Linked DNA regions of Mus musculus: region 1 is linked to region 2. The links are chromatin loops, found by intact Hi-C in ENCODE. Cell type or tissue: heart. All regions are shown on one strand. Links, peaks and the distances in the headings refer to the core of each region. The heading gives the core; the rest is flanking DNA.

Region 1 (2,500 bases), core at 1-2,500, 120 kb before region 2:
CAAGTGGAAAACCAGTAAGAGTCAGCAGGGAAGTGGGAATGTTGGTCGGTATGAAGGCTGCCTCTTCAAAGGGAGCCTGCTAACTTCTTCCCTTTGGCAGTCTTATATAGTTTCTGGAAAGGACTACCCTCGTGTGGAGTTGGACACCCATGGTTGTGGCCTGCGCTGTTCAGCCCTGAGCGACCCTTCTCAAGACCTGCAGTTCATTGTTGCTGGGGATGAGTGTGTCTACCTTTACCAGCCTGATGAACGTGGACCCTGCTTTGCCTTTGAGGGCCATAAGCTCATCGTGCACTGGTTTAGAGGCTACCTTGTCATTGTCTCCCGTGACCGGAAAGTTTCTCCCAAGTAAGACTCCAGGGAAAAGGAAAGAGGGAAAAGGAAAGAGGGAAAAGGAGAGGACTGACTTATTCCCCAGAACTATCGTTTTCTAAAATCCTAAGCCTCGATCCAGCTAGTCTGTCACTTGAGGGGTTTTTGTTGTTGTTGTTGTTGTTTGTTTGTTTCTTTTTCGAGACAGGGTTTCTCTGTTTAGCCCTGGCTGTCCTGGAACTCACTCTGTAGACCAGGCTGTCCTCGGTCAAACTCAGAAATCCACCTGCCTCTGCCTCCCAAATGCTGGGATTAAAGGCGTGCACCACCACTGCCTGGCTTGTCACTTGAATTTTATGTAGATTGTTCTTCCACCTAGATTTAGTTGCTAATTTTTTTTTAAAGATATATTTATTTTATATATGTGAGTACATTGTCACTGTCTTCAGACATACCAGAAGAGGGCATTGGACCCAATTACAGATGGTTGTGAGCCACCATGTGGTTGCTGGAATTTGAATTGAGGACCTCTGGAAAAGCAGTCAGTGCTCTTAACCACTGAACTATCTCTCCAGACGCCTTAGTTAGCTATTTTTACTGGAAAATGTGTTGTTTATTTTATTTTTAAAATTTACTTATTTTATGTATTATGAGTGGTCTATCCGCATGTATACCTGCATGCCAGAAGGGGGCATCAGATCACTTCTAAATGGTGTCAGAGGAACTACAAGGTGCTATAAAGTATATGGCATGGGTTTTTTTGTTTGAGGTTTCTCAGAGCACTACAAAGGGACTGGTGGGCTTTTTGCATAGTGAAAGCACTCCCTGTTGGTTTTGTGTGTGTATAATGTTCATGTGTGTGCAGGTGCGTGTATGGCCACGTGTGTGGAGGCCAGAGGACAACCTCAGGCACTATCCACTTGGCCTGTTTGGGGACAGTCTCTGACTGGCCTGGGACTTACCAGGTAGACTAGGCCGGCCTGCAGGTCAGCAACCAGTGAGACCCCAGGATGTGCCTGTACCCATTTCACTGGCCAAGTATATACCGCTGCACCTATTGTTTTATTTTCATTTTTTTTTATCTTTAATTATGTTTATGGATTTTGTGCACAGGAGTGCAGGTGCTCTGGGGGGCAGAGACATCCAATCCCTTAGATACAGGTGGTTGTGAGTCACCTGATGGGTGCTGGGAACTGAACTGGGGTCCTCTGAAAGAGTACTGAGTGCTCTTGCCTGCTGTGCCATCTCTCCAACCCCTGTACCAGGGTTGTTTGGTGTTTGCTATTGTTGTAAATATGGGTTCTAAGGATTGACTGAGATCCTGGTGCCTGCAGAGCAAGTACTTTATCACCAGAGCCCTCTCCCGGCGCCTGCTGGGTTCGTTTCACTCAGCACATTGTCTCACTTACCAGGCGACGGGTGGACATCTGAATGTTTACTTTCTACTCTGTTGGCTAGGATTACCGATAGGATACTAGAGGGTAAGACCAGGATTGTGTGTTCTTTTCCACAGCTGTCAGCACAATTCTGCATGTAGGAGATGAGTGGCTGGAGGGGCCCATGAGGTGATTTGTTCTAACTGGAATGGGGCAGCACCGAAGTTGTCATGGGAAGGAGCCATAAGGGAACTGAGATGGGGTGATGTAAATAGTGGGTGCTTTTCTTTCCCGTGCAGGTCCGAGTTTACCAGCAGGGACTCACAGAACTCCGACAAGCAGATTCTCAACATCTATGACCTGTGCAACAAGTTCATAGCCTACAGCGCTGGGTTTGAGGATATAGTGGATGTGCTGGCTGAGTGGGGCTCCTTGTACGTGCTGACGCGGGATGGGCGGGTCCACGCATTGCAGGAGAAGGACACACAGACCAAACTGGAGGCAAGGCCACCAGGTTCTAAGAGCTGGCACAAGCATCTAGAAGTAGCTCCAGGAATAGGTTTCTTAGGTCACCTGGGCCCAGTGACTTCTCTTTCCTTTGGGTCACACAGAGCCTTCCTCAGTTTCCTTAGGGTCTAAGATGTGGCTTTGGAGGGAAGTAATGGCTGGGAGGTAGGCCAACTCTCCTTGTTTACAGAGACCTTCTGTAGGTGAGGTGATTGATGTTGGTGTTGGTCTTGGGGTTATCTTGAGGTCTTTGTCTAGACTGTAGGCAGAATATAACTCCAGGACTGTCTACTGTGTCTGTTATG
Region 2 (3,748 bases), core at 750-3,249:
TTAGCAGCACCCCTCCATGACTTCCGTATCAGCTCCTGTCTCCAGGCTCCTAGCTCCTCTCCTGACTTCTTTCAATAATAAACAGTGCTTTGGGTGCGCAAGCCAGATAAACCATCTCCTCCCCACGTTGCTTTGGTTGTGGTGTTTCTTCACAGCAGTGATAACCCTGACTAGGACCTGTCATTGCTGCTGTCTCCTGAGGCTCCACACTCCTTACCCAAGCGGTCCTGAAGCAGCTCCTTCTCGAGCAGCACCAGCCTGTGCTTGGCCTCAGCCTCCACACCTGTCGTGGCAAACCACGGAGTCTTAGGCTACGCTGATCTCGCCCCTGCCCTGTCTTCCTCCCGCACTTTTTGCAGGATGGGGGAAGATCACTGATACCCAATGCCAAAATCTGACAAATTCATAGCCAAGCCTTCACTGCCTTGTACTTGGTGTGTGCTCAAAAGAAGGGTGAAACAGATGACAGAGGCAAAGGACTAGAGGGGGCTCCAGGGGGAGAGAGGCAGTCTCCGGTCCCCAGCCTGGCCGAATCTGAACTCAGGGCTCTGAAGAGGAGGGCAAGAGAGCCTCACTTTAGCCAACTGTGGTGTCAATGCCTAACTAATGCCAGGCATTGTGAGCACCAGGCTGTCCCAGCACTAGGAGGACTAGGAGGATACGTTTGAGGCTTGCCTGGGTTTCTTAGTGACCCTGTGTCAAAAGAACAAAAGACAAAACCAAAACAAACGCCCTCTGTCTTGTTGCCCAGGGAGCTGGATTCCCTCTAAGGACCTTGGTGTGGACATGGACATGCAGGGGCACTGGCCTTCACCCATGGTGACTCACCAGGACTTGAATTCTTTTTCTTCTTCCGTGCCTCAGCTTTTCTCCCCCTTCCTTTGGTTTTAGGTGGCATCCCGCTGTCCTGACGAAGGGAAGACCTATGTAGGTCAGCATACAGACAGGCTTTCCTGACTCTTACACTGAGTTGGTTGGGGGTTTCTGGAGCATCAGAGTGCCAGTCTCCCAGTGCATCTTACACTTCTATAGAAGCTTCATTTCTTGGTCTCTGGGACCCTTAGGGAGGGCTGGGATCACTGAGGGAGAACAATCCTATGTGCAGCAGTCAGCTTCTTAGAGAAACTTCTGGACATCCCTTCTCTCTCCCCAACTTGTGTACTCTCCTCCTTCCTACCTACCTGCAAGACTTTCTGTTGCTTGTGTGGTGTCTCCCTGGGAAATGACATGTCATGGGGACAGTAAAGAGAGACCCAAGTAGATTGAGTCTAGGGAGGAGCCTGGGTCCTGGGAGCCAATCCAAGGTGTAAAACTTCCTCAAGAGGTGGGACCAAGAACTGGGATGTTGGGTTTCTGGATACTGCACGTTGTCCAGGCAACTGGAAAACTCAGGCAGGTGGGTGAGCTAAATCAGCTCATACAAAGGAAAGCTTCTCTTTTTACCTCCATATCCTAGCCCTAAAGAAGAGGCTTAGGAGCCGAATAGCTATTATTCATGTCTACACAGGCACTACCTGTGGTCTGGAGACTCTCCAGGCTAGGAATCTACAAACTTGCAGTCTGGGAGAGCAGTGTTTTGCAAGACATAGGGAAAGCAGGGATAGCGGCCATCACAGCTACTTTATATCTGGAGGTTTCGTGTGAACACAGTGACATTATTTACTTTAAAACAGAAGGTTTGGGGGCTGGAGAGATGGCTCAGTGGTTGAGAGCACTTGGCTGCTCTCCCAGAGGTCCCGAGTTCAATTTCCAGCAACAGCATGGTGGTTCACATCCATCTGTAATGGTATCGGATGCCCTCTTCTGGTGTGTCTGAAGACCACCAGATACATAAAATAAATAAATAAATGTTTTGTTTGTTTTTTGTTTTTTGTTTTTGTTTTTGTTTTTTTTTAAACAACAACCTGAAGGTTTGCCTCAAAAAGGCTACTGTGGTGTGTGAGGGAAACATGTTCTGACACAGGTAGTTGAAAGGATGCTGACCCACAAAGAGGAACACAAATTAGACAAGAGTCTGGAGTTCAGCTACTTAATTTTGCTCAGCTTGTATTTCTTGGTGTATAAGTTTTGTAGCTCCTGAAATCCCCAGACGTCAGTGCAGTGTTTACAGGACTCCTTTTTCCCTCTCCAGTCAATCTTGCCTTCTCCCACTATTTCTTTATGAGGTTTAATCTGCAGGCAGGGGTTTAGCAGCCCCCAGGCTCCCTGCAGCATAAAGTTGCTTAGGGCTCCCTCTAGTGGACTTGCTTGACCGCCTGCACCTCCTAAAGTTTGCAGTTGGTAATTTCTTGGGCAATATTGGGGGAGATCCCCTTTACGGGGTGTTTTTTAGTATCTTATGTATAATTAAAATTTGATTGTTGGCAGAAAGCATGACGGGAAGCCCTCCCTCCATCTGGGAGAGATCCGTCTGGACCTGTGCCATCTCTGGGCACCATAATGTCACCATACATAGAATTTAAACAAGCCTTCCTCCCTGTGGATTATGGAACCTACAGATCCTTTTTAGGCATGTCTGTCCATTCTAGTCCCTGAAAATGTTGGTCAGTTGCATATTATTAGAAGCAAATCTGCCGAAACAGACACAAGATGTGGGACTATGAAATCACTTCCAGAGCAAGCGGAAGGTCAATACCTGTTTTATTTAACTCCGTAGCACTTTAGATACTGTAAGAGAGAGTTTTAATTTTTATTTTTGATTATGTTCTTTATGTGTGGGTTTGTGAGCACAGTGCCGGGGGGCGGGGGAGGCTACAAGAGAGCTTTGGAGTCCCTTGGAGTCGGAGTTACGGGTAGTTGTGAGCAGCCCACCAGTGTGGTGCTGGAAACCAAATTCGAGTCCTCTTCATGAGCAGGACTCACTTTTAACTGCCGAGCCATGTCTCCAGCCCCGGCTCTGGACACTTTATAGAGCAAAGAGTCCTACTTGTCGTTGTGATGCTTACAGCCCCTGTAACGTAGGGCTGGTGACCCCGTACACAGGTCTCAGATATGGAGAAATCTCATTTTTCATCACGTTTTCATTTATTCTTCCTTTAGAATCTCCGGTCCTTTCCCAGGAGCTTCTCAGGGACTTCTTTCCCTGAATCTCTGTCACTCACGTTTGTGCTTGGAAGGACACATTGGGGATGACAGAACACAACCTAGACCTCATGTTTTAGGAGATCGTGTATTTTACAAATGAGTTCAGTCAACTGACTCTCAGGTGCAGGATCAGGATGTGGTTTGAGGTCAAGGTGAAGTGGAGAAAAAAAAAGGTGCCATGTGTCACGTGATGAACTGGTCCCAACGGAACCCAGAAAGGGGTTGGCGTTGTGCTCAGCAATTCAGCCCCTCTTTAGAAAACAAACCAAATAAAAACTGTGAGAAAAAGGCCAACCTTCCCTTCTCTTTTTATTGACTTCAGTTTAGAAGCGACGATAGGAAAGATCGTTTCTGATCTCACTGTCTCTGTTAATTTTTTTTTTTTTTTTTTTTGGGCTGGGGAAGCTGGAGAAATGGGTCAGTAGTTAAGGGTACACGCTGCTCTTGGAGAAGACCCATTCAAGTGCACACACACATTCAGATTGTTAAAATTAAATCTTAAAAACTTGTATTACATTTAGTGTGTGGTCAGAGGACAGCCCATGGGGACTTGGTTCTATCCTTCTCCCATGTGGATCTGTGGGATTGAACCCAGGTCGTTGAGTCTGGCAGCACATACCTTTACCGACTAAGCCATCTTGTTGGCTCCCTGTCCTCCTTTGAA

Evidence for each region. A loop is a pair of places that touch in the nucleus more often than their neighbours do. Peaks named below come from ENCODE experiments on the same cell type or tissue, not always from the same donor. Only the 100,000 strongest peaks of a DNase experiment are listed, where the experiment ranks them.
Region 1: a loop joins it to region 2, with 8 times the contacts of the local background. A loop is called at or near these places in 7 of 42 quality-filtered maps.

Annotation. Positions count from the first base shown.
Region 1 is chr9:44,355,917-44,358,416 of GRCm38, reverse strand. Vps11 (VPS11, CORVET/HOPS core subunit) reads left to right here. Exons shown (of 16, transcript NM_027889.2): 5 at 101-348; 6 at 1,988-2,189. Among named protein-coding and RNA genes, the nearest start is that of Vps11, 4.5 kb to the left of the region's middle. In heart, for the core only: CTCF peaks have their summits at 795 (motif pointing right) and 994 (motif pointing right); no DNase peak of the experiment used is centred there.
Region 2 is chr9:44,238,157-44,241,904 of GRCm38, reverse strand. Ccdc153 (coiled-coil domain containing 153) reads right to left here and starts at 1,228. Exons shown (of 7, transcript NM_001081369.2): 1 at 1,182-1,228; 2 at 829-907; 3 at 218-283. The coding sequence starts at 898. In heart, for the core only: a CTCF peak has its summit at 2,237 (motif pointing left); no DNase peak of the experiment used is centred there.